Linked DNA regions of Mus musculus: all the other regions are linked to region 3. The links are chromatin loops, found by intact Hi-C in ENCODE. Cell type or tissue: left cerebral cortex. All regions are shown on one strand. Region 1 has its middle 29 kb from the start of Gm39354. Region 2 overlaps Cln6 (ceroid-lipofuscinosis, neuronal 6). Region 3 holds the start of Pias1 (protein inhibitor of activated STAT 1). Region 4 overlaps Pias1 (protein inhibitor of activated STAT 1). Region 5 overlaps Gm35658 (a long non-coding RNA gene).

Region 1 (5,000 bases), 77 kb after region 3:
AAATCAAAGAGGGCAAAGTAATCATTGCACGGAGGAACAAGAGGTCAAGCAACAAATACTGATTCCAAGAAACTGTCAGGTTGTGAAGAACTTGTGGAAGCCTTATGCTAAGGTTCTAGGAAACAGCCAGCCTGTCAGAGAATATATTTCCAGGCTCTGCACATGTGTAGTTCTAGACTGTGCATGGAAGGCATTCCCAAGCCAGAGCAGATCAAAGACTTAGCTCTTCAACAGCAGAGCTGAAGGTCACGAGACGAATGTGGCCTCGTCCTAGGATGGAAGGGTCTGATGTCACAGGAAGAACTGCCTGATTGAGGCATTCCCATTAGACTTTGTGCAACTAGGAGTTCATCTATTTAGACACTGAGATTCTGGAGCTGTTACGCCATGCTTATGTCAGTGAACACAATACAACAGGAGATGTGTCCCCATTCCTGTCAGTGGCAAGACGGCAAGTCTCACACTTCTTCCTTCTTCACCATCCTCAACGCCAAGCAACTAAGACGGATGGACAGACAGCAAGATGACTGCAGTGCATTAACGTTTCCTGCTAAACCTGACTATTGTCCTCTGACCACCACACATGTGCCATGACATGCACACACATGAACACACACATAGAGTAAATAAATATAATAAAACATTTTAAGAACATAGGTGGGCTGGCGAGATGGCTCAGTGGTTAAGAGCACTGACTGCTCTTCCGAAGGTCCTGAGTTCAAATCCCAGCAACCACATGGTGGCTCACAACCACCCGTAATGAGATCTGACCCCCTCTTCTGGTGCTTCTGAGTTTGAAGATTGCTACAGTGTACTTATGTATAATAACAAATAAATCTTAAAAAAAAAAAGAATATAGGTGTTAGAAAGGAATACACAGGACTGGAGAGATGGCTCAGAGGTTAAGAGCACTGGCTGTTCTTCCAGAGGTCCTGAGTTCAATTCCCAGTAACCACATGATCACAACTATTTGCAATGGGATCTGATGCCCTCTTCTGGTGTGTCTGAAGACCAAGGCAGCTACAGTGTACTCACATACATAAAATAAATAACTTTTTTTTTAAAAATTAAAAAGGCCATATATAAAACACTGACTACATGTAGGGACATGGGGCTATTTTACCTAGGAGACTTTAAGAACCAATAAATGGGCTAGGCATGGTGGCACATCCCTTAAATCCAGCACTTGGGAAGCAAAAGCAGGCAGATCTCTGAGTTCCAGGACAGTCGGAGTTACATAGTGATACCCTGTCTCCAAACAAACAAAGAAACAATCAAAAAGAACCAATGAAGAGACTATTGAAATTAACAGGACCAACATGAGAAAGCTGACAACTTTCCTGCATGTAAGCACAGACAATCAGAAAAGGTAACAGCAAAAAGAGTGACCGAAATTATCAGACATTTAGGACTAAGCCCTAGAGCAAGATGAGCAGGCTCTCTATGGAGGTAACTTGGAAACTTAACTAAAACACATCTTTAAAAAGCATAATTTATGGGCATGCTAAATTCTTAAAGAGAAAAAAAAAACCACTCAAACTTCAGTATATTTCTTAAAATACAAGCTCAAATTGAATGTAATTACAACCAAACTATCCAAAAGGCTTTCCACTGATGTTCTTAAATGGATTCATATGGAAGAATACATACACAGGAGGAAAGCAGCCAAGGGAACAGAAGAAAAAGGAGGGTAGTTTATGCATCATGTGTGTGGTGTGTGTGTGTGTTGTAGTCAATATATTAACTATACATATATAAATATATAATAACATATATTAATGAAAACTAATGCATTGTGTAAGAAGAGAGGAGATAAACAGAAAAAGTGTCAGAAAAGCACAGAGACTTGGCATATGATAAGTTTGGCCAAATGGAACCAGCAGGGTTGGGTGTATAGCTCAGGGTTAGGGTGCCTGCCTACATGTGCAAGGTCCTGGACTTGATCCCTAGCACTGGACAACAAAAAGTCAGTGGGGAAAAAAAGACACAAAAATTCTTACTCACTAGCAAAAGGGTCTGGAGAGACAACTCAGGGGTTAAGAGCAGTTGTTGCAGAGAACTCAGGAATGCTTATCCACCTTTGTAATTCTAGGCAGGAGGACAGAGGTGGGCAGATCCTCAGAGCTAATATGAATGCCAAAATAAATGAATTAAAGAAAAAGAAAGAAGGAACGTAAGAAATACATAATACCACTCTACACAAATGAATGTACATTTATTTAATACTATTTTTTATACAATTCCTTTCAATATTCATAAATATTGGATTGGTCTAAATAAACGAAAAAAGGATAAAGCAATAGCTTAGTCAGCAAAATGCTTGCTGAGTTCGAGTCATACTATGTCATTGCTATGACAAAACAGCATGTTCCTATGTGAATAACCGTCTGCTGAACACAGAGCCTTCTCTAATGAGGTCTAAGAGGGGCACTAGTCTCACGTTAAAAGATGCACATTTGGAGGGCAGCTTAACAGTAAGCCCGCTTCGCAGAACTGTAGCGGGAGTTTTTAGCTACTCCATTTTGTGCTCCCTGCAGATGGCACTTGTGCACCCACCGAGGAGCTATCTTTGGATCTGTGAATGAAAGACACACACACACACATACACACACACACACACACACTAGCTTATTTTTGAAATGCCTTGGCTACTCAAAGACTGAGAACTTCTAAACCTTCCCCATTTGCCCCAGGCACAATCAGGGAAGTGACCAGTGGCCACTTACCCAAATCTCTCATGGTGGTAGGCTTTATCTCTTGCAGTGACTTCGTCCCATCCTTCTTCCCCAAGTCATGGCGATTCTCCTCTGTTCTTCTCTGCATCCTAATCCACAAAATCTAAGGGTCCTGTCCTGCGCCTAACCATTGGCTGTTCACATCTTTATTGATCGATCAAAAACCAACTGGGGGCAAGGACCGCTAGCATTTGGACCCTCAGATTCCCTATTGCAACAAAGCATTAGAACCAATCTCCAACACAGAATAATAGTAATATTATTCCACTCCTCTGCTGGTGAGCTCCCAACATGGGTTCTTGGCCAGTTTTACAATATGCCAGGCATGTGCTTCCTCCTAGAGAGTGGGCCTTAAGCACAGTCAGAAGGCAGTTGCTTGTGCCTATAACATAGTGTCAGTATTGTACCCACGGGCATGTCTTGCCACACTGGTCATATTGTAATTGACAGGTGGGTAGACAGATAATGACATTTTCCCTATAGAAAGTTAGGTGTCCCGGAAGAAGCTTTCTGGTGTGCCACAACCTGATTTTTCCATGTCCCGTAATCAGTATGTGTGGTATCTCCTACAATATGGTCTCTCCATTTGAGCATAGAGTAGCCTGTACTGTTTGGGAGGTCTCACGCAGATTTTTAACTTGATTACTCTTTTTAGAAATCACTAAATGTATTTAATTTGTGTGTTGTTGGGGGAGGGTTACTTTCCGTGGCACACACGTGGAGGTCAGAGGACAGCTTTGAACTATCTCTTCTCTCCTTCCACCAGGCAGGTTCCAGGGATTAGACTCAGACCATCCATGTTTGGTGGCAAGCACCTTTAATCCACTAAGCCATCCCACAGGCCTCACTTTTATGGTCTAATATTAGTCTGTTAGACATTACTCGTTGGTTATTTTAAAAATTACAATCTGAAGTGTTCCGTACAAGGAAAAAATGTTAAAAGGAAGTGGCCACCGGCTGTGTCTAGAGCTATGTTTATGGATGATCTTATTGTTTTTCCTTTCATTTTCTGTTCTTCATGTTTTCTGAGTTGACTCTCTCTTACTTTATAATTAGCCATGTAAAATGAGAAAAAATAATGAGGTTTTAAAAACTGACTGTCAAATAGTCTTGAAAAGCCAGTGTGCTTGCCCCCTTCTCCCAAGGAGGCCCTGACATTTAGAAACAATTTAAAAAAAAAAAAAAAAAACAGACTGGAGCACCATTTAATCCTATTACTCTTCTGGACCTCTTGCAAACTAGGGGATGATCCCTTTGCCTCTTCAAAATAAATCCCCCCAAGGTCATGCGTGTCCCCCCTTCCTACCCCCACCCCCCATAGTAACAGAGGGATGAGATTCCCAGGCCTGTGCTCCGCCCCTGCGCCATCTGGCACCCCTGAATTTGATCTAAGAGTCACGGCTGGAGCCAGCCAAATATTCAGCTGCTCAGTAGAAGATATTTCTCCCTTTATGGACACCCCTCCTAGCAAACCGCTGTGTCGATCCAGGACTCAGTTTCCTTTGCAAAAGGAGTAATGCTGCCCTAGCTGTGGAAGTTCCTGGATCAGTTAGTTAGCTTGTTCGCCTCCGTCTAGGGCCCTGCTTCCCCTGCTCTGGGGCGCCCACTGGAAGGCCCGTGGACTGCCATGAATTCATTTGCGGGGTACTCAAAGAAGCAAGCAAGGCTTCTTTTCCCCCCAGATGACTTTTCACACACTGCAGAGGAGGTGAGTGGCTCCCGATGTTTGCTTTCCATATAGGGGTTCTGGATAAGATTTCCTTTGAAACAAGCATCTGAAAACCACGCAGGCCAGGAGACTTTCCCTAGTCCCTTCCCAGAGTGGACATTATTTCTGAGGGGAGGCGGAACCCTGAGGACGGAGCTGAAAGAATGGATAAGAATTCTTCTGTGTTGGCACTCCCGCCCCACTCTCCCTGGAGGCTGAGCTGCTGGGATCAAAGCGGCTGAAGTGGGTGCCACTCCACTGAATTAAGATCTGAGATGCCGGATAAACCCAGCCTGCACTTCTGGGTCCTCCTCCCACCTCCTGTCACCTAGGCAACCGGGAGGAGCCTAGGAGCCTGTTCCTTCCTCCCTGCCCCTCGCTACCCACTCAGACGCCCAGGCCCACGGTTCTTCCCTAGGACTCAGCCCACAGCTCCTCTGAATCTCAGCTTCTGGAGAGTTCCATCCTCTCAACTCCTTTTTGTGCACACAGAAATTAGATTCCAAGCAGAGGGGCCCCAACCCGTTAAAACGATCCCCCGTTTGCATGAAGAATTT
Region 2 (5,000 bases), 130 kb before region 3:
CCATTCCTTTCTCTGGTTATGTAAACATATATAGAAATTTCTTTTTTTTCCTAACCAAAGGAAACTTTGTTTTATACCCCATATTCTGCACCTTGATTATTCTACATTAGGATATATCTCTATACAATATATGCAAATTGCTGTTTCTGTTAATGAAGCTTAACCTTCCACACTAAACATGTACTTTGATGGCCTGTCTGGTACATGGTCTTCAGAGAGACCCTGTCTTAAGACAAAACAAACCTAGCTGCTAGGCACTTCCAGCAAAGGGGCAGGTTACAAAATTAACATACCCAAATCAGTAACCTTCTTCTATACCAGGCAGGTACAGTCCCATTCACAGTAGCCTGGAAAACAAAACAAAAAAAATGCCTTGAAATAAACCTAAGCAAGGAGTGAAAGAGCCACACGGACCTGCACAGCGGAAGGTTCAGCAGGCATTCGACGCTCCGGGCAACCAGTGAAATAAAACAGATGTGACTATGATAGTGTAGTTTGGGTTTAAAAAAAGGCCAAAGGAAAAAAGAAAGGTTTTCAAATTATGAAGGATTTTAGATTGTAAATGTGTTTTGTCCTTAGATGGAAGATTAAATAAAACATAAAACTTTAAAAAATAAAAATTGGGGGGAAAAGTGCTATCATGTAGAGGGGCCTGGATATCTGTGTATCGTTTATGACTGGGACAGTCCACTTATTGACTGGGGGACTCAGTTTCTCTCTGGGAGTCCATTAGGTCTGGGACTGCTAAAGGGGTTCCAAGAGAACACAGGAAGCGAAGCGCTCAGTGTCTGAGGGGCTGGTGTCAGTGGCCTGCAGGCCTCCCTGTGAGTGATGCTCTCTCCCCAGCTGGTATTCCCGATCCAGTGGTTTCCTCTCAACAAGCCAAGTGTCGGGGACTACTTTCACATGACCTACAACATCATCACGCCCTTCCTGCTGCTAAAGGTACAGACTGGCCTGTCTCCCTCCCATCCTCTCCGCCTCCCCCTCCCCTTCCCTCTCCCTCTCTCTCTCACGCATGCATGCGCGCACACCCGTGTCATAAGCTGTAAGCTGGTTCAGTGGGTCGGGGGCTGCCAAGCCTGATGGCCTGACTTTCCTCCCCACATGACAGAAAAGAGAAACAATGCCCACAGATTGCCCTTTGACCTTTACATGTGTACCCATATACATACGCACAAGAAATCGGTAAATGTTTCTTTAAAAATGAGGGCTGGAAAGATGGCTCGTCTGTTAAGAGTGCTGACTGCTCTTCCAGAGATCCTGAGTTCAATTCCCAGCAACCACATGGTGGCTCATAACCATCTGTAATGGGATCTGATGCCCTCTTCTAGTGTGTCTGAAGACAGCTATGGTGTACTCATATACATAAAATAAGTAAATTTTTACAAAAAATTTAAAATGAAAGACATTTCAAATCTCTAACAGTAGGAGATTACAGTGGCCTCAAGATTCAGTTTCTGTGGTTTTTAGAACTTCCACGCTCATTTCATACACCCTGACATTTTCTGTTTGCTAGGGCCTGCCACTCAAAACTCAGATCTGTGCATCATGCTAGCCCACCTAAGGCACACATAGGACACACTGAGGTAGTGGAAGGGCCAGGCCTGGTCAGGACGCCTACCTTGAAGCTCTGATCCCGCCTCTAACTCTTCCACCTCATGTTCCTGGAGAGGAAGTGTGAGTTCGTCAGACCCTGCTGGGTTTACACTCCACCATGATCAGTAGCTAGGCTGCCCTGCTAAGGAACTCACAACTTCCAGAGGGACTTTCTATCCCGTTTTTTTTTCTGAGGGAAGGGTTATCACACATCGTAATTGAGGCAGGGGCATGCCATGGCCCTCATTCTTCACCTCAGCTTATTGAGCGGTCCCCCCGAACGCTGCCGCGGTCTATAGTCTATGTCAGCATCATCACTTTCATCATGGGAGCCAGCATCCACCTGGTGGGAGACTCAGTCAACCATCGCCTGCTCTTCAGTGGGTACCAGCACCACCTGTCCGTCAGAGAGAACCCCATTATCAAGAACCTCAAGCCGGAGACTCTGGTGAGGCTGCCTCCCCTGCCAGTCCTCATGACTCCTGTAGCCCAGGCTGACCATAGATTGTATAAGTCGGCAAGGGTGACCTTGAACTCCTGATTCTCCTGTCTACCTCCAAATTACAAGCATGCACCTAAGTGAGGGAAGGCACTGTTGTCTACTGTCACCCAAACTAGTATGCTCCTAATTGCAAAGGGACACGGTGTCTGACTGGCTGTGGGGTGCACGTCTATAACCCCAGCACTCAGGAGACTAAGGGGATTGCTACAAGTTCAAGACCGGCCTGGTTTATATAGCAAGACCCAGTGACTGGCTCCTCATGGCCCATCTGGTACCCTAGGGAGGGAATGAGAATGGTGTGTGTGGGTGGAGGGTAGAGAGGGGGGCAGGGGTGGGTCCCAGCCCCCCTCACTCTGCCACCCCTGTGCCTTCTCAGATCGACTCCTTTGAGCTGTTGTACTACTATGACGAGTACCTGGGCCACTGCATGTGGTGAGTGACCGGCTGACTGCTCTAGGTTCCATCCAGGGTCCAGGCACCAAGAGATACTGGACAAGGCTCCCTGGATCCCAGGTCTCCAGCTATTGAGTGGAACATCTGGGATGGTATTCTCTGCTCAGTGAAGGTTTTATGAGTGGGACCCCTGGTCAGCATGCTAGGAAGACCCAGCTACTTTCCTTTGGCCTTAAGGGGGCCTCCTAGAGCCTCCTTCCTACATGAAGTTCCCACAGCGGCCACTAGAGGGCAGCAAGCAGATGCTCGTCCTCATGAGCCTGGGGTTGGGGAGGGTGGAGCCTAGTCCTGATAAACAAACACACAGAGAGTTGTGGGTCTGGTGCAGGAGACAGTTGTGGGCGTAGAAAGCTGAGAAGATCCAGCAGGGCCAGGTCTGGGTGCCACAGATTGTATTCCCCATCTTAGAACATTCTCCCAGGGGAATCTCTCTACCATCGCCACTACTGCTGCTCTCAGGAAAATCTCAGGCATGAGAGGTCAGAGTCAGAGACACAGGGCTCAAGTAAAGGGTTTCCTCTTCCTTCATCCTACACAAGATGAACTAAAGCCAGAGGAAAGAGGTGAGAGCAGTTGTTAGCTAGGAGGTGATGGGCTAGCACTGCGAGGCGCTTCCCTCCACACATGCCCAGCACTGGTGTCTCTGGGTCTGTCTGAGGTTATAGGTCTTCATCCTCTTGGTTCAGAAAGGCCTCTCTTGCCAGCTCTTCCTGACCTTGACAGATAGATGACTCCTCCCTTTGGAAGTAGGGAGAGGAGGAACAAGCTGAGAACTCAGGAGAGGTTGGGGGGGTGGACTGGGGATTGAGGGTCGGGGTGTCACTGGACAGAAAACGGTTGCATGTGAGCAGGAGTGATGAGCAAGTGTGCCTGTGTGTGCCTGTGTGCTTGCGCACGTGTGTGTGTGTGTGTGTGTGTGTGTGTGTGTGTTGGAATAGAAAGGGAGCCCTCCGTGTGGAGGGGGAGAAGCCATACTCTCGGATGGGATAGAGACTGTGGGCTGAGGGTGAGTGAGGGCCTTCACAGCTCTCCTTGGCTCCCCCAGCACTGTGTTCTCTCAGACCTCAGCCCTGCTGGGTAGCCCAGTAGCCAGGCTAGTGTGGCACTGGACTTGCTGGTATTTGAGGGACATGGATGGGACAGAGCCTCTCATCCCCTCATCTCCATGTGGAATGAAGGACAGGGCGGGCACCAAGCCCAGAGAGGGAAGGCAGGCAGGAGGTGGTTACCATGGCGCCCACTCCTTCCCCTCAGTTTTAACACAGGAGCCTTTGCATGAGAGTTACCTTTTAGTTTCTGTTCCTCCCACCTTGACTCTTAGGGCAGAAAAGGCTGGAAGTAGAGCAGTGTGCATGACATGCCAACACGGTGACACACTAGGACCAGTGGGAAGGTGGTGGGGACAGCCCCTGGCCAGGCGTGTGAAGCTGTTGCCTCTCTGTCACAGGTACATCCCCTTCTTCCTCATCCTCTTCATGTACTTCAGTGGCTGTTTCACCACCTGCAAGGCTGAGAGCCACATGCCAGGACCTGCCCTGCTCCTGGTGGTGCCCAGTGGTCTGTACTACTGGTGAGTGGACATTGGCACATGGGGTGGACAAAGGGCACAAGCACTAACTGAGCCACCACAGTAAAAGCCCACACATAGAAGCCGGGCGTGGTGGCGCACTCCTTTCATCCCAGCACTCGGCAGGCGGATTTCTGAGTTCAAGGCCAGCTTGGTCTACAGAGTTCCAGGACAGCCAGGGCTACACAGAGAAACCCTGTCTCGAAAAAGACCAGAGAAAGAGAGAGAGAGAGAGCTGTTGCTAGACACCTTGAGAGGTGGGGATGTTTATGTTGTTACCCTCAAAAGGGAGAAAACAGCCTTGAAGTTGTCATTCAAAGTTGTTGCATGATGTCCCCAAGGTCCCAGACCTTGGTTGTAAAGCTGGAGTCCCTTAAGTGAACAGGTCGGCATTAGGGTGCCCTAGAGGCAGACAGGTAACCTTGTAGAAGCTACCAAGTGCCTCTGAGTGTTCTATACGCGGGGTTGCAACAACTCTAGATGTCAGTGGTCCAGCCTTCAAGGGGACAGTAATGACAATAGTCTCCATGTCTTGGGATGGAATCCCCAAACTCAATTGTCTCCAGAAACCAAGCTGGCAAGAGATGAGGCCCCAGGGAGTATGCGAACTGAGACCATGTGTTGCACGGTGTTCTCTGCAAAGAGTGCATTCTCTTGCTCCTCCAGAGCCAGTTTTTATCACGTGGAAGTGTTCTAATGCGGTAAGAAAAGCCAGAGAGATGGCTCAGCAGTTAAGAGCAGATTGCTCTTCCAGAGGTCCTGAGCTCAAGTCCCAGCAACCACATGGTGGCTCACAGCCATCTGTAATGGGATCTGATGCCTTGTTCTGGTGTGTCTGAAGACAGTGACAGTGTATTCACATATATAAAATAAATAAAT
Region 3 (5,000 bases):
CACACAATGACACACCAATGTGTCAAAACACTTATTATAATTTGAAAAATTATACAACAGAAACATAAGAGTGGAAAACAAACCCTCTGGAAATTTCAAGTAGCTTTTAGAGAGGGTGAAAAAATGGAGACCAGTTTTAGAAAAATACCATTTCCATTAAGTGTTCAGAGTCTGTGTGATACTGACTCATTTCTGTAAAGAGTAAACTTTACCTAACAAGACTCACACCAGGAATCTCATCTATCCCCAAAGGCACTCTTCTTTCTTTTTCCTTTTTCTTTATTCTATTTCTTTATTTTATCAAGACATGATCTTACTAAGTAGCTCTGCCTATCCTGGAACTCACTCTGTAGATCAGCTGATCCTCAAAAAGAGATTCACCTGCCTCTGCCTCCCAAAGGCTGGGATTAAAGGTATGGGGCCACTATGCCTGGCCCCGAAGGCACTTTCTTAAAATAGAAACAACAAAGGTACTCTGTTCTTTGCAGGTACTTTTCCCATATGGTTTTCAAGCCTTACTACATGGTCCATGTATAAAAAACTTGGCCAGCTATTTTTCAAATTGACTCCTAAAAAGTATTAGGAAGCAAAGATAAGACAGCAGCAACTCTGAAGAGGATGGGGGTGGCACATGCTTTTAATCCCAGCACTTGGGAAGCAGGAGGCAGGCAGATCTCTGAGTTCTGAGTTTGAGGCCAGTCTGTTCTATAGAGTGAGTTCCAGGACAGCCAGGGCTACACAGAGAGAAACCCTGCCTCAAAACAAAATCAAAAATAAAAGATGACAGTAACATAGTGACAGAAAAATAATTACATAAAATACACATACTTGAGCTCTGGGGTTTTTTGTTCGTTTGTTTTTATGCAAGGTGGTTGTCTCCAAAATGTTAAATTTCAGAGGCTTTCTTGGTGAAATCAATAGTCTGAAATTGGGATAAAAAAAACTATCCAAGTCAGGAATGGTGGTGAATGCCTTTAATCCCTTTAATCCTAGCACTAAGGAGGCAGAGGCTAGAGGATCCCTGAAGTTTAAAGCCTGTATGGTCTGTCTACACAGTGAGTTCCAGACCAACCTCAGCAACATAGCAAACCTCTGTCTTAAAAAAAAAGGGGGGGGGGGCGCTATCCATTAAGATTTTCTGTCTTAAACAAGTTAGTAATTAGAAGTAAACTTAAAAAAAACAAATACCCAAATCTTGTACAAAAATCTTGATATGTTAACACTCCAAAGTTACTAAGGAAAAAAAGATCTTCCAGTGAGGCTTTTACACACACACACACACACACACACACACAGGTGCACGGAAAGAAAAGTGTCCAGAAACACAGGTAGTGGTCTGCTTGTTTTAGAAGTTATTTCATTATAATGGGGAAAATAATAATTTTTTTTATTGATTATAAAAAGAATTTCTAAATCTCCCTGAGGATTTATAATTGCATAGCCCAATCTCCACTCTGACAGAGATGTGCTATAACCAGCTGTTTGGTTCGCACACAGGAAGCCAGAGAAGGGAATACCATGTTCAGAGCCTCTAAATAATATGCGTTAGTTAAGAACTGCCTGCCTGCTACTAAACCAGAATTATTCAAGCAGAGACCCATTTGTCACAATCCAATCATAAGGGTTCCACCAGCCCTCCCCCAACTGCTTGTGTAGTGGTATATGTGCTTCAGTAAAGGAGCCATCATCAGGTAAAGATTGGGGTGGGAGAAAAAGCGGGGGAAAGGGGGCACCCTTTCATCTAATTTCGCGAGGCATGAGTAATTGGTACAGTTGAGAGGAACGATGGAACGTTCTATTTATTGGAGGTTGGGGTGGGATGGGGGGTGGGTGGGAGGAGAATTTCGTTTAAATCAACATGGCCAGCAAGATGTCCCTAACAAACAAAAGGCAACGGGGGATATAAACACGAACCATTCACCTCCATCAGCTATAGCATCGCCATCATGGTGTGTTTAGAGACCCCCAAGGCTGCTCTCATCTGCCACACCAGAGACAGCAAGAGTGCAGAGAGGTGGCTGCATCCCCACCACCGCTCCCAAAAGCACACTCTTTCAATGGGTTGCTCCCCACCACCACACACACACCCTCCCCGGTGGCCCGAAATCAAGAGAGAAACAGTAACGTCCCGCCCGGGCAGACTCCCCCTGCAACCCTTTAGCCGAACCCCCAACGCCGGCTCCGGGCTCGCTAAACTTTCCAAGAGCTTCTCCCTCGTATTCCCTAGCCGATTGCCCCGGGATCGCGCATTCCCTCTGGCCGGGCACCCATTGACAGGCGGGCGGGCAGCGGCGGCAAGCGAGGCGGGGGCGCCTGGGCGCCGCGGAGGGGCGGGGCGGCCGGAGCCAAGTTCCCGGGGGTCCGAGCGCTGCGCCTGACAGGAGCCCGGGACGGCGAAAGAGGAAGAGGAAGCGGCAGCGGGGCAGTTTTCCCGATCCCCCTCTTCCCAGAGCAGCCTACACCCCCCCACCCCCTGGCTGCCCATGGGGGGGGGGGGGGGAGGCGGGCTGCAAGGTAAGGCACCCAGGCCCCGGGGACCGCCGCTGCCGCCACGTCCCGACTCACTCTCTCTTCGCCCCGCCACCCCCGCCAGAGGCGCCCACAACAATAACACGCCGGGGACGACCCGTCAGCGCCCCCGAGGCACCCGGGGCCCACGGCCCGCCGCAGCCAGGCCCCCTCCACTAAGGCCCGGAGCGCCTCTCCCGCCTACAACTCCAGACTCGGGTGGAGCCCGGCCCGAGCGGGCCCCCCAGGGTCCGACCCATCCCCCCGGCAGCCGCGGCGCCGTCTCCGCGGCCGAATATTAGAAGTGAATTCGAGCTGCGCTTTACCTTTAGTTCCGCACTGTCCGCCATCTTGCGTCTGTCAGCGCAAGCGCAATGAAGCTCGCCGGGGGCCGCGCTGGAACCTCCCCTCTAGCGGACTTGACTCCGCCTCCACCCCGCCCCTCAGCCTTCCCGCTCCGCCCCTGGCCTCCGCCCCACTCCAGGAGCTCGCTGCCCCGCCCCGGGCACGCACAGCTGCGAGACCCACACGCACTATTTAAATAATGGCGCCAAGCGGGAGTTTGACAGTTACTACCCCCTCGGCCTCCCCGCCCCCACACTGGCCGAGCCAGTAGCGCCCAGGGAAGAGGCCACATCTGGGGAGGTGTTGGCCTCAGTCTCATCCTTCGGCTGCCCTCTGAGCCCCAGTTGACTGAAGCCACGGCGCGCCCCCATGCGCAAGATGCGTTCTGCACCTGTACCCTACCCAGCTGCCGGTCGATCACAACTAGCCAATTAGTCAGTTTTGTCTAAGGAGAATTTGACGAAGCGTTTCTGGGTTTACGCAGATCCTCATGATGAGGCAGTTAGGCCAAAAAAGAAAAAAAAAAAAAAATATATATATATATATATATATCATTCCCATGGTATCTTTTCCGAAATAAAAGCTCTGAGGGGAAAAAGGGACTCTCCTAAACAGCATTTAACAGTAGTAGCTAAGGCAAATTCTGAAGACATTTATTCATCGCGTCACCCTGGGTAGTCAGAAATTAGAGAAGATCCCTGACCTGTCGCTCATGGGGTACAGATCTGTGAACTATTAAGATATAATTACTAATGGTGATGAACAGCATAGAGATTAAAAGGCTCACCAAGAGAAAAATGGATTGGGGGGGGTGGGGTGTGCTTAATCCCAGAAGGGTTTTCTTCACCTACATTGATATTTAGACTTACTCCTATCTACTAAAAGCTTCCTTCAAAACCCCAGCCTTTTTTAACTGATCAACTTTTTACTATCAAAATCCTCTTAACATTTGGGTTACTCTGAATTCAAGAAGGCCAGGTCCTGACCAGTGACCTGGATTATTTCACTCCCACATGCCCACATGTTTTACTCCAGTATCTTTATAGTTCCAACCCCCTTTCTTCAAGGAATCATTTTCATCAGCATATAAACATAACCAAAATTCCTTACTTAAATTTATGCTTCCTCTGGATCCAAAATTACCTTCAATGGGTACTCTATTTCTCCGCTTTCTTCACTGAATAAATTCACAAACAAGACTTCATTTTTCTACAAGTACTTGTTCCCATTTCTTCAGTGGCATTACCTCCAAACCTATCCTGAGGCAGCTCCACTGCCTGCCCTATCTTGAGCTCTCATCTACACCTTTTCGAAGCCCACTCTCAGTTCCCAGGGCTTACCTCAATTGCCTAGAGGGAACTGCTAACAGTTGATGTGATTGCTTTCTCTGGAAACAGAGTTCTTGAACTTTCCTCCACATCACTGCCACTGTCCCAACATTCCATTCCTGTCTCTTTACTAGGTAGCTTCCCCACCCCCACCCCTATTCCTCTCTCCTCGTCTCTCTCCCTCCTTTCCGCCCTCCACCCTTTTTCTCTCCTGAGTCTCACTATTCAGCCCTGGAATTTGCTATAAAGACGAGGCAGATCTCTGTGAGTTCGAGGTCAGCCTGGTCTACAGAACTTGTTCTAAGATAGCCAAGGCTACACAAAGAGACCTGGGGTAGGGGTAGGGGAACAAGAAAGGAAGGAAGGAAAAAAGGAGGGAAGGGGAAGGAAGGGAGAGAGAGAATAAGGAAGGGAGAGAGGAAGAAAGAGAGGGGGGGGGAGAGAGAGAGAGAGAAAGAAGAAGGATAGGAGATTCTAAGACTCAGCTGTGATCTTTATTCAACCACCCAGAGCTATCATTCAACTCTTGACTTTTGGTCTATAATATAACGATTTTCAAATATCTGCAGCTTAGACTGCATCACCAAATTCGAATCCAGGCAGGCTTAGGGATTCAGCTCTGCTTGTAGACTGTTTATCTAACTGCCTAACATACAAGAAGTCCTGTGTTTGACCTCTGACATTGCATAAAAATGGAAATTGTGGTACCTGAACAAAATCCCAGTAGTTGGGAGGTAAAAGATCCAAGGATTCCAGTTCCAGGCAAGCCTGGGCTACAGGAGATCCTATCCCAAAAGAAATAATTTAATTTATTATTAT
Region 4 (5,000 bases), 56 kb before region 3:
TTTACTAAACTTTTAAAAACCTGAATCAAAACAATTAAAGCATCGGTATCAAAGATCTTTCCAGAGTTGCATACAGGCTCATATGCATTACAAATCTGAGAGGAAGATACAGCATACAGTAGTTTTGATATGGCCCCTGAAACATCTTGCTGGTTCTCAGTAGAATATACTGAAAACATGATCTCAGGGCCAAAACCTCACCTTCAAGACAAAGTCAGTCAAAAGAGCCAAGGGGCTACCTCGCTACTAAAGAACCAAAGATGCTGAGTAGCCACAGCTTGGTGCTACTTTTGCAGAAAATAGAACACTATTTTAAAAACACACAAAAACATTAGTTTTTACATTAAATGAACAATCTTTTGGAAAAATCAAGGATTTCTACAAAAATTGTACCTTCTCATCCTACTGACTAACCTTTACTAAGCTAGAGAGCTGGACAGTGGCTCAGTGGTTAAGAACACTGGCTCCTATTCCAACAGACCAGGGCCTGCCACATGCAGCTCACCTGTCTGTAACTTCAGTTCCAGGGCTTCTGACACTCTCACACAGACACAAGAAGGCAAAACACCAATACACATAAAATAAAAATAAAAATTAAAAAAAAAACCTTATTAAAAAAAAGAAGAAAAGAAAAAAATTTCTTAGATGCCCTCAGAAGCAATGAAAGAGCCTAGAAACAAAACTTGACAAGTTGTGTCTGCAAGCCTGTGTGTTGGTATGCTTCTGTACATTTCTGAGAACTTCCATGTGGGTTCTAAATTAGGGCATTTTAAATTACAAGTGAAACAGGGTGGGGCGGGCTGGAGTATCTGGTGTTTGTGTGTGAGACTGCAGACTGCTGTGCTGTGCTGTCCTGTCTGCCTCTGTTAGAGAAAGCAGAGCTGAACTTACAAAGATCCTCCTGCACTAGCTCAAAGGCCCACTCGACCACAACCGCCCAAAAGCTGATACTTCAAGTGTCTATCAGATGCAGCTTCCGGACTACCCCAGGAGCACCGCTAAGGAGAAGACCCAAATGGTCAACAAGCAGAGTCTCTCAGGGTGCTTTCTCTTCCTAGGTAGCTCACTCAATATCTGCAATACATTTGTTGAGGAGATTATTTTTTAAATTAATTTTAAAGGAACACTCTATTTTAAAACTTGAATATATATTATAGTCAACACTGTACCTTAATTGGACCTGCACTGTGAAGTCACATTTGGTCCCAGAAATATCCCTAAAATAGAATAAGAATAAAAATTGTTTTTAAATATATACATGAAGACATGTCATTCTATTCCTAAGTATCAGAAATGTCAACAGTACTCATACGTGGGGGTGGTGGGGAGAGGGAGGTGGGAGGGAGGAAGGGAAAGAGCTGGGGGCGGGGGCATGGTACCTCTGCTGAAAGTTGAACACAGTTACTAGGGTAGGTTCTGGGCTTACACCAAACTGCAGGTCAGACTGAAGGTGACTTACATGGAGCTGCTGATCTGCTGCACCTGTTGTGGTGTCAAGGCAAATGCAAAACAGGTTTCCCGAAAGCGCTGGCTGTTGTCTGAAGCTGAAGAAAAGAGTTACATTTTAATAATCTTAAAGGTCATCAGTACAGACATAGCCAGAACCACATCATTAATTAACTGTATATCCTAGAGACCAGACAACAAAAGCAATGAGAATTAACAAATTTCTAGTAGTGATATATCAAAACCAAAGGCACAGAGAGGCCTAATTCCAGAAACAGCATTTCAGAACTCAAATTCAGAGGAACACATAGCAAAGACCAACCAAAAGTTGTCTAATTATATGCACACTCTTATAATAGCATACCAATAATACTAATTTCATATACAGAGTTTCTGAGCTAAGAAACAAATGTACCTGCTTTGAATCTACATAGGTGAAACTGCAATTATTTTTGAAAGTAAATTAATCTTTCACTGCCTTCTGTTTATTTTGAGAAATAACTTGTTTGTTTTGAGAAAGGGCCTTGCCATGATGCTATGCAGCAAAGGTCAACCTCAAACACAATTCTCCTGAGCCTGAAAGCTGTGATTATAGTTGTGCACCACCACACCTGAGCACCATACATGTTTTATATACAACGTCATATACAGTTTTTCATAGTCTTGGATGAGTTCACTTCTCAAAGGATCAACATATAAGTGAAACACAAGAATGAAGAACAAAAAGGATGGAGGGGGAGGGAAAAGGAAGGCAGCAAGCAGACAAGAAGCATGCATCACTGTGGCACAAGGGATTCCCCAACTATGCTGAGATCAACAAATACATTGGCTTTCTGAGAGACATTCCAAGACATTCAGGCACAGACATAGGCACGGCACGTGAGAGCAGGAATTTCTCTGGCCAGCCAGCTTCACTGAACTTGAGAGCAGAGCTTCAGGTTCAGTGAAAGCCATGTCCCAAGATGGAGAGCAAATGCAAGAAGACATGTAACATTGTCTTCTAGGGTCCACATAGATACACACACACACACACACACACACACACACACGGTGTCTGAGTGTCAAGTTCTGAACTACTATTTATTGAATAAATAGGTAAATTAAGAAATCTCAGGCTGGGGAATGTGACTCCGTTGGTAGGTTGCTTCCTAGTTAACTCCTGTATCCCATACACTGGGTGTGGTGGCACACATCAGTACCCTCAGTACTCAAGAGGGAGAAGCTGGAAACTCAGAAGGGCAAGGTTAGTCTCAGCTATATACTGAGTTTAAGACTATCTTGGACTACATGAAGGTCTGTCTTTCAGGGGAAAAAATTAAAACTGCACTTTTCCAAGATAATTTAATACCAAAGAATCACTAAGAGTTGTCATCATATAATTCTTGGCTGTGGGCTACCTAAGACTGCAGAGAAGCTAACTTTTGGCTAATTTCAATCTCTTGCTTAACTGGGTTTGTTCTACTTGCAAGAAACATATAAACCACCCCAACTGCAGCATGCCTCATCAAAAAATCTGCACAACCAACAGTGGAGAAAAGAGCACAGGTCTAAAATTACATCTCAGTGCAGAAGCAACATCTTTTAAAGGCTAGATTTGCATTTCTACTTCATATGTGGGGTGAGGCTTTTTCTTAAAGAATCTATCTTCAAGGAACAGTTGCTAACCAGAAAAAGTTACCACAATTATAAGTGCAGTAACAATCTGGCAATTATCAATAAACAAGGAGGAGCATGCAGGAAGGCAAATACTGCCCTCTGTCATCAACCTTAGCAGCTAGCTTCTTTCTCAGAGTATCTTGTATGGGGATTGTTTGCCAAGCAGGCCTGGCCCAATTTAAATCTTTGGCTCTGCTCTACAACAGTGCTAAAATAATCTCTGCCACACAAAAATTCGTATTATTCACTAGGCAAAAATTTAGACTCATTTTCAAATATATGACTACTGTGAAGTTTCAAGATGGGTGCAGATTTAGAATGACAAGATGCTGGCTAAAACAACATGGCTACTTCTTCTGTCCTATAATGACTGAAAGTCTGCAACGCTAGAGATTCCACCCACTGGTGCCATAAAGCACAGGCCTAAAATCTGCAGTGTTAGAGAGTCCACCCACTGGTACCATAAAGCACTCATTATCCAGAGCAGCCATTTTTCAAGTATCAGAAAACATGGACACCTTCACCTTCTCCATCAGCCACTTCTCTTGACACACTCTAGTCTGTGACACTGAAAAGACTATCATAAACTTTCATAACCTATCATAACCTTTCAAAGGCTATCATACCACACTCTTTCACAGCATATTTGTTCTAAGTTCCATCATTTCTTCCTATGTCCATCCCAGAGCACAGACCATGAGGCATAGCTAAGGCGGTAGGTAATTTATGGAGAAACAAACCTCTGATGTTACCCACTGACATCTGTCACTCTTTGATACTCCAGATGGACCATGACAAGAACACTAACAATTACCATCTAGTATCTCCAACCCACCTGACCACCACGAAGAAAAGCTACAAGGCCCAGCTAGTGAGGAGTAAGCTGTAAAGGTTTTATATTTGTTTGTAGCAAGTCAAGAGCTGGAACTCGGATCTACATATCTCCCACTTCCCGGTCAATTCAGAGCTGTATGATTTCATGATTAAAAGTATGTTCTTGGACTGCAGTCAGAGTGCAGTGGGTGTGGTGCTTGAAGGACTTTTGGGTTGGATTCCCAGCAGCCATAGGATCCTTATATTAGCATACAAACCTGTAAAAAGTACTTTTTTGAGGCAGGTTTTTTTCTCCATAGCCCTGGCTATCCTAGAACTCACTATGTAGACCAGATCCGGAACTCAAGGATATCTGCTCATCTCGGCCTCTCCTCATCTCTGCCTCTCAAGTGCTGGGATTAAAGGTTTGAGCCACCATGCTTTGTTGTTGTTTAAAGCTATTTTTCCACTGGTTGCTTTGGGAGGGAAGACAGACTCAGTCTGCACCCAAACTTGGATCCTTTTCCTTCAGTCTGTCCAGTGCTGGGGTTTTAGACAGAAATGTCTGTGCTCAGCTTCCACTGTTCTTTTAACATGATGTGAAAATGCTCTTTTTAATTCCTAGAGCTTTCTCTGCTTAAGCACCTCATCATTAGGTTTCTCCATATTTATTCTTTTTTCAGAACAAGGCTCAAAGACACAGTCATCTAGACAGAATACCAGGCTGTGGTGTGTGTGTTTATCTATGTGGACCCCAGAAGACAATGTTACATGTCTTCTTGCATTTGCTCTCCATCTTGGGACATGGCTTTCACTGAACCTGAAGCTCTGCTCACAAGTTCAACGAAGCTGGCTGGCCAGAGAAATTCCTGGGATCCACTTGTCCCCAGCCCCTCTGCTGGATTAGAGGCAGGTCTAGCCACACCTGGCTTTTTTCTGCAAACACTGGGGATTCAAACCCATGCTTATAGTCTGTGCTCTTATTCACTGAGGTACCCGAAGGCCAATTAGTATGAGCTCATCCTCTTACTTGCAGTCCTCTAAGGAGCTTTGCCTCCAGGTAAAACCCCTTCCTCAGTTGTTCA
Region 5 (5,000 bases), 130 kb after region 3:
TGAGAGCTTACATCTGATTGGAAAGCCTGAGGCAGAAAGGCAGATAACTGGGCCTGGTCAAAGCTTTTTCAAACTCAAAATCCACCTCCAGCAATACACCTCCACCAAGGCCACACCTCCTCCTCCCTCTTCTTTTTTTTTTTAAGATTCACTTACATTATTTTAACTACATGTGTGTGTGGTGGTGGTGGCATTGCACATGGATGCAAATGCTCACAGAGGTTATAGGTATGAGACTGCCCCTGGAGCTGGGGTGCAGACAGTTGCAAACCACCTGAAGTGGGTGCTGGGACTTGAACTCAGGTCCTCAGGAAGAGCTCTTAGTGTCTCCAGCCCCAGGCCACACCTCCTAGTCCTTTCCAAACAGTTCCATGAACTGTGGATTAAGCATCTAAATATTTGAGCCTATGGGGGACCATTCTCATTCAAACCACCCCACCACAAATGACAAGAAAGGCTGTTTCAACAGTTGACAATAAAGAAGGCATGACAGTGTCTTATGAAGGAGTTAACACAATGACATGGATCTGTAGACGGCTGCCAGCCATTCAGAGCATAATCAAAAGGAACAAGCTGGCACACATGAACATAAATGTCCACATACAATGTTTGTAGACATTTCATTCATAGTTGTAGCTGAGGATGGGGCTCTGTTAGTAGAACTCTTCTCTAGCATACACGAAGCCCTCTCTTAGTCCCCAGCACCACATAAACCAGGCATGGCATAGTGGCAAACTCCAGAAACTCTAGACCTTAGGTGGTGGAGGCAAGAGATCAGAAGTTCAAAGTCCAACTACGCAGGAAGTTCAAGACCAGCCTTAGCCAAAACAACAAAAGACCCTTTCCCAAAACAACAAAAAGTTTCATTCATGATTGTCAAAATGGACAGCAAGATGGCTTGGCAGGAAAAGATGCTTGCGACTAAGCCTGTGTTCTATACAGGGTAGAAGGTAAAAGCTCCCCCTGCAAGCTGTTCTCTAACCTCTACACACACAGTAATGGTACATCCACACCTTTCCCTCACAGGAAATTCATTAATTAATTATTCTTAGGGTTCCAATTTCTGTGATGAAACACCATGACCAAAGGCAACGTGGAAGGAAAGAATTTATTTCAGCTTACACTTCCACATCAGTCCATCACAGAGAAGTCAGGGCAGGAACTCAAAATTGAGCAGGACCATGGAGGCAGGAGCTGATACAGAGGCCATGGAGGGCCACTAATCACTGGCTTGCCCCTTGCGACTTTCTTACCACATCCAGGATCATCAGCCCGCAGGTGCCACCATCCACAATGGCTGGGTCCACTCATATAAACCATCAATCAAGAGAATGCGCCATAGAATGAGTCTATTAGTCAACCTGGTGGAGGTATTCTCTCTTTTGAGGTTCCCACTACCAAAATTACTCTAGCCTGTGTCAGCTTGACATAAAAATTAGCACATAAATTTAGTAAAAAAAAAAAAAAATCAAAATTAACAAAGATACCATAATTTTCAACAGTTGTAGACAATTCAAAAGGTGAATTAGTAAACTGAAGTTCAACAGTTCAACAATACCATGGGATATAATTAAGCAGACTTAATAAATGAGCTCTCAGCTATAAAAACAAAAACAAAAACATGAAAGAAACTTAAGAACATACTACTTAGTGAAGGAAGCCATTCTGAAAAATTCACAAAGGGCACTGTGGAATAAACAAAAACATAGAGATGAAAACATAAAGAAATAAAAACAGACAAAACCAGAAAACTACAGTGCTGCTCTGGGGCTGTGTCTTATTTTTCTCCCTGACGAAAGCAATTTGAGAGGGAAAGGGTGCATTTTTGCCACAGTTCAAGGTGGAGAAGTCAACTCATCTGCTGCCCAGCTCTGGCTCTCCATGTACTTGGTCCAAGATCCTAGCGCCAGGAATGATTCTGTCCACAGTGGGTGAGTCTTCCCACCTCCATTAAAAAAAAGTCAAGATAGCTGGGCGTGGTGGCACACGCCTTTAATCCCAGCACTCGGGAGGCAGAGGCAGGAGGATTTCTGAGTTCGAGGCCAGCCTGGTCTACAAAGTGAGTTCAAGGACAGCCAGGGCTACACAGAGAAACCCTGTCTCAAAAACCAAAAAAAAAAAAAAAAAAGTCAAGATAAGTCCCCACAGGCATGGCCAGAGGCCCATCTTGGGGTAACTCCAGAGCTTACCAAGTTGACAATTAACATTAACCAGCACAGGCTGAAGGGGGAGCAGGATTCTGCAGTGACGGCTGCCTTTGCCAAAAGCTGATGACTTTTCAGTACAGATCGGCCCTTCAACCGAGTAGTGAATAGAAATGCAGAGATTCTGTGGATCCAGGGTTAGAAAAGCAAAAAGCCAAACCAGAGGAGCTGGGGATGCTGGGAAAGAGGCCCGAAAGGGTATCCTACAAGTTTCTGTTAACCTAAAACTGCTCTGAAAAGTGGGTTAAATATCAACTGTACAATGGTGGGACCCCATTGTTAATCCATGTGGCCATGCGTGCAAATACTGGGCAAAGTATGGGGATGGGGGGCGTACAACCAAAACGAAAGGCTATGGTCTACTGTGGGATCACAGGAGCTCACTCTGCAGGCTCTCCTTGTCCTTATTTTCCAGAACAGGAAGAGCTAGGGGCGGCAGGGAGAGCAGGAGCGAGCTGTGCGCTTGCTTGGCGGGACGCCTGTCCTGGCCAAGCATCACTAACCCGACAGAGGATTCCTTGCGTGCAACTGCGGGTGCACACCCCGGCCGGTGCGGGCGGTCCCCGAAGGCCGGTCTAGGGCCCACGATGTTCTCGCGCCCCTTTGCGGGAAGCAGCCGCTGGGTCATCCCCGCAGTGCTTTCGGTTTGCTGGAATGTTCCCCCAACTGCAGAAGTGCACTTTGTTCCCGAGTGGGGGAGGGGCAGCAGGACTCAGCTCCAGGGCGCCCTAGGACTTGGAGGGCGGCCAGCTTTCCGTTCCCAGGGTGCCTTCTGGCGGGGGCGGGGGTTGTCTGCATCCCAGCTGGGCAGCTGGAGGATACTGGACCCGCCTGGACTTCAGGGCCAGCCCTGCCACCCACTAGCTTCATGTTCTGCATCAGGGGTTTGATTTCCTCATTTGCAAAATAGGGACCTGAATAATGTTGACAGCACGCACTACCGGCCTCTGCCGTGTTCCTCTGCGTGTACCTTCCTCCCAATATCCCTTTGAAGTGATACTGTTAACGTAATAAGGTAATTATACTATTAGTTGGATAATTCTCCCTGGCTGCCCACACCCTTTGAACATCACAGATGCTCTGGTCACTGAAAGGCTGGCCCAGCCTCCTCCCAGTAATAAAATGTGTACTATTATTTTCACTTTAAAGATGAAGGCAGAGAAGCTAAGAACAGGTAAGTCACTTGTGGAATGGCACAGTTCCCAAGTGGCCGGGCCATCCAGACATAAACGCAAGCAGTCAGCTGGAGGCTTTCCAGCTCTTAAAATGCAAATACTGCCTTCCTACTGCTGGTTCCTGGAGGCCCTTCAAATTCAGATAAATATACTTATTCAGTCATTTCAGGCTGGGTGTGGTGGTGCATGCCTGTAATCTCAGCATTCAGGATGCTGAGGCAGGGGGAATGCATGTTGGAGTCTAGCCTGGGCTATACAGTTAAGTCTAAAACCAGCCTGAATTATAAAGTGAGAATTTGTCTCAAAAATATGAAAAGTTTGTATGTGGACGCTTAGCAGGTATAAACCTTAGGACCTGAGTTCCATCCCAGGAACCCATGATGGGAGGAGAGAAGTGATCCTTGCATGTCCGCAGACCTCCACACACGTTAACAGTCTCCTTCCTCCCTTCCTTCCTCCCTTCCTCCCTTCCTTTCTTTCTATATTTACTTTTGAGAAAGTCTCACGGTATAGACTGGCTGTCCTAGGACTTGCTATGTAGGGCAGGGTGGCCTGAAACTCGGAGGTCTGCCTGATTATGCATCCCAAGAGCTGCATGCACCACCATAATGGAAAATATATGCACTTTTATAAAAATCAAAAGTAAATGAAGCAGGCCTCCCAGCACTTGAAAATAAATGCATGCCAATCACTGTGATCTCCAGGTCAACCAGAGGTACTCAAAGGATCTAAAAAAAAAAAAAAAAAAAAAAAAAAAAAGAAAGGAAGAAAAGGAAAAAAAAAAGAAAAAGAAAAGAAAGGAAGAAAAGAAATCCAAATGAGTAAGTAAAGAGAAGCCGAGAGAGACAGTGCTGTACACACAGCCCTTTCTAAGGGAGGGATTGTTACTAATACTTCTTACTAAGGAATGGTGCTTATCACCATCTCAGACCTACCATTCTCAAAATACCTCTTAATACTTCCTGCGTATGTGTGTGCATGCAAGGGTGTGTGTGTAAGGCCAGGATCTTGCATGTTAAATCATGCAAGCATGCTTTTTCACCTGGCTACATCCCCCAGACTGACTGCTTCCTTTTATTGTATTTCCTAAGAATGTGGCCTCCTCCAGTGGCTGATGGTACAGGCTAGCCTTGAAGGACAGGAGCCAACTTGGGTAATTCAAGGAGCTTTCAAGCTGTGAGGGTGTAATGAGCAGCAGGTAACATGTCACACCCACTGTGGAGTCTCTCCTGGAGTTCAGCTACCTCCTGCACTGTGCCTGTGGAACTCCTGCTCGCTCCTGCACGCTCGAGAGTGCGCGCGCACACACAGACACACAGACACACAGACACACAGACACACAGACACACACACACACACACACACACACACACACACACACACACGCACGCAGACTGCATGCAGAAGGCAGAGGTGGCTGTGGGTCAGCTGCCCTTCATTATAAACAAATGGGAGGTTGATGTCAAGGCGCACTTGTGTGTTGTCACAGGTGCATTTACCATCCTCTGTCACAGGACTGAGAAGCCATGAGTAGTCACTCATGTCCATCTTCTTCCTGTAAGTGTGAAGTCTACTGATGTTTTGATGAAACTGGTCCTGCACTGGGAAAAATAAAAGAAAC

The links. Peaks named below come from ENCODE experiments on the same cell type or tissue, not always from the same donor. Only the 100,000 strongest peaks of a DNase experiment are listed, where the experiment ranks them.
Region 1: it touches region 3 in a loop (2.3-fold over the local background); 6 of 42 quality-filtered maps call a loop at or near these places.
Region 2: it touches region 3 in a loop (4-fold over the local background); 19 of 42 quality-filtered maps call a loop at or near these places.
Region 4: it touches region 3 in a loop (2.3-fold over the local background); 10 of 42 quality-filtered maps call a loop at or near these places.
Region 5: it touches region 3 in a loop (2.7-fold over the local background); 9 of 42 quality-filtered maps call a loop at or near these places.

Annotation. Positions count from the first base shown.
Region 1 is chr9:63,054,583-63,059,582 of GRCm38, forward strand. No RefSeq gene overlaps it. Among named protein-coding and RNA genes, the nearest start is that of Gm39354, 29 kb to the left of the region's middle. RefSeq lists an enhancer at 3,428-5,000. In left cerebral cortex, no CTCF peak of the experiment used is centred here; DNase peaks (open chromatin) are centred at 2,544, 4,166, 4,387 and 4,767; H3K4me3 peaks cover 528 bases; H3K27ac peaks cover 2,201 bases.
Region 2 is chr9:62,845,108-62,850,107 of GRCm38, forward strand. It overlaps Cln6 (ceroid-lipofuscinosis, neuronal 6), which reads left to right. Exons shown (of 7, transcript NM_001033175.3): 3 at 847-945; 4 at 1,859-2,047; 5 at 2,478-2,533; 6 at 4,002-4,124. It also overlaps the pseudogene Gm10653. Among named protein-coding and RNA genes, the nearest start is that of Cln6, 8.8 kb to the left of the region's middle. In left cerebral cortex, a CTCF peak has its summit at 2,753 (motif pointing right); DNase peaks (open chromatin) are centred at 2,786 and 3,803; H3K4me3 peaks cover 272 bases; H3K27ac peaks cover 415 bases.
Region 3 is chr9:62,978,014-62,983,013 of GRCm38, forward strand. Pias1 (protein inhibitor of activated STAT 1) reads right to left here and starts at 2,866. Exons shown (of 14, transcript NM_019663.3): 1 at 2,835-2,866. The coding sequence starts at 2,858. Gm35574 (a long non-coding RNA gene) reads left to right here and starts at 2,501. Exons shown (of 6, transcript XR_379535.2): 1 at 2,501-2,514. In left cerebral cortex, a CTCF peak has its summit at 2,903; DNase peaks (open chromatin) are centred at 1,647, 2,105 and 2,935; H3K4me3 peaks cover 2,045 bases; H3K27ac peaks cover 982 bases.
Region 4 is chr9:62,922,112-62,927,111 of GRCm38, forward strand. It overlaps Pias1 (protein inhibitor of activated STAT 1), which reads right to left. Exons shown (of 14, transcript NM_019663.3): 3 at 1,460-1,544; 4 at 1,170-1,217. Among named protein-coding and RNA genes, the nearest start is that of Gm35574, 56 kb to the right of the region's middle. In left cerebral cortex, no CTCF peak of the experiment used is centred here; DNase peaks (open chromatin) are centred at 838, 3,007, 3,259 and 3,945; H3K27ac peaks cover 4,133 bases.
Region 5 is chr9:63,106,478-63,111,477 of GRCm38, forward strand. It overlaps Gm35658 (a long non-coding RNA gene), which reads left to right. Exons shown (of 3, transcript XR_870837.2): 3 at 1-1,756. Among named protein-coding and RNA genes, the nearest start is that of Gm35658, 16 kb to the left of the region's middle. In left cerebral cortex, a CTCF peak has its summit at 2,882; DNase peaks (open chromatin) are centred at 2,879 and 3,413; H3K4me3 peaks cover 1,023 bases; H3K27ac peaks cover 2,015 bases.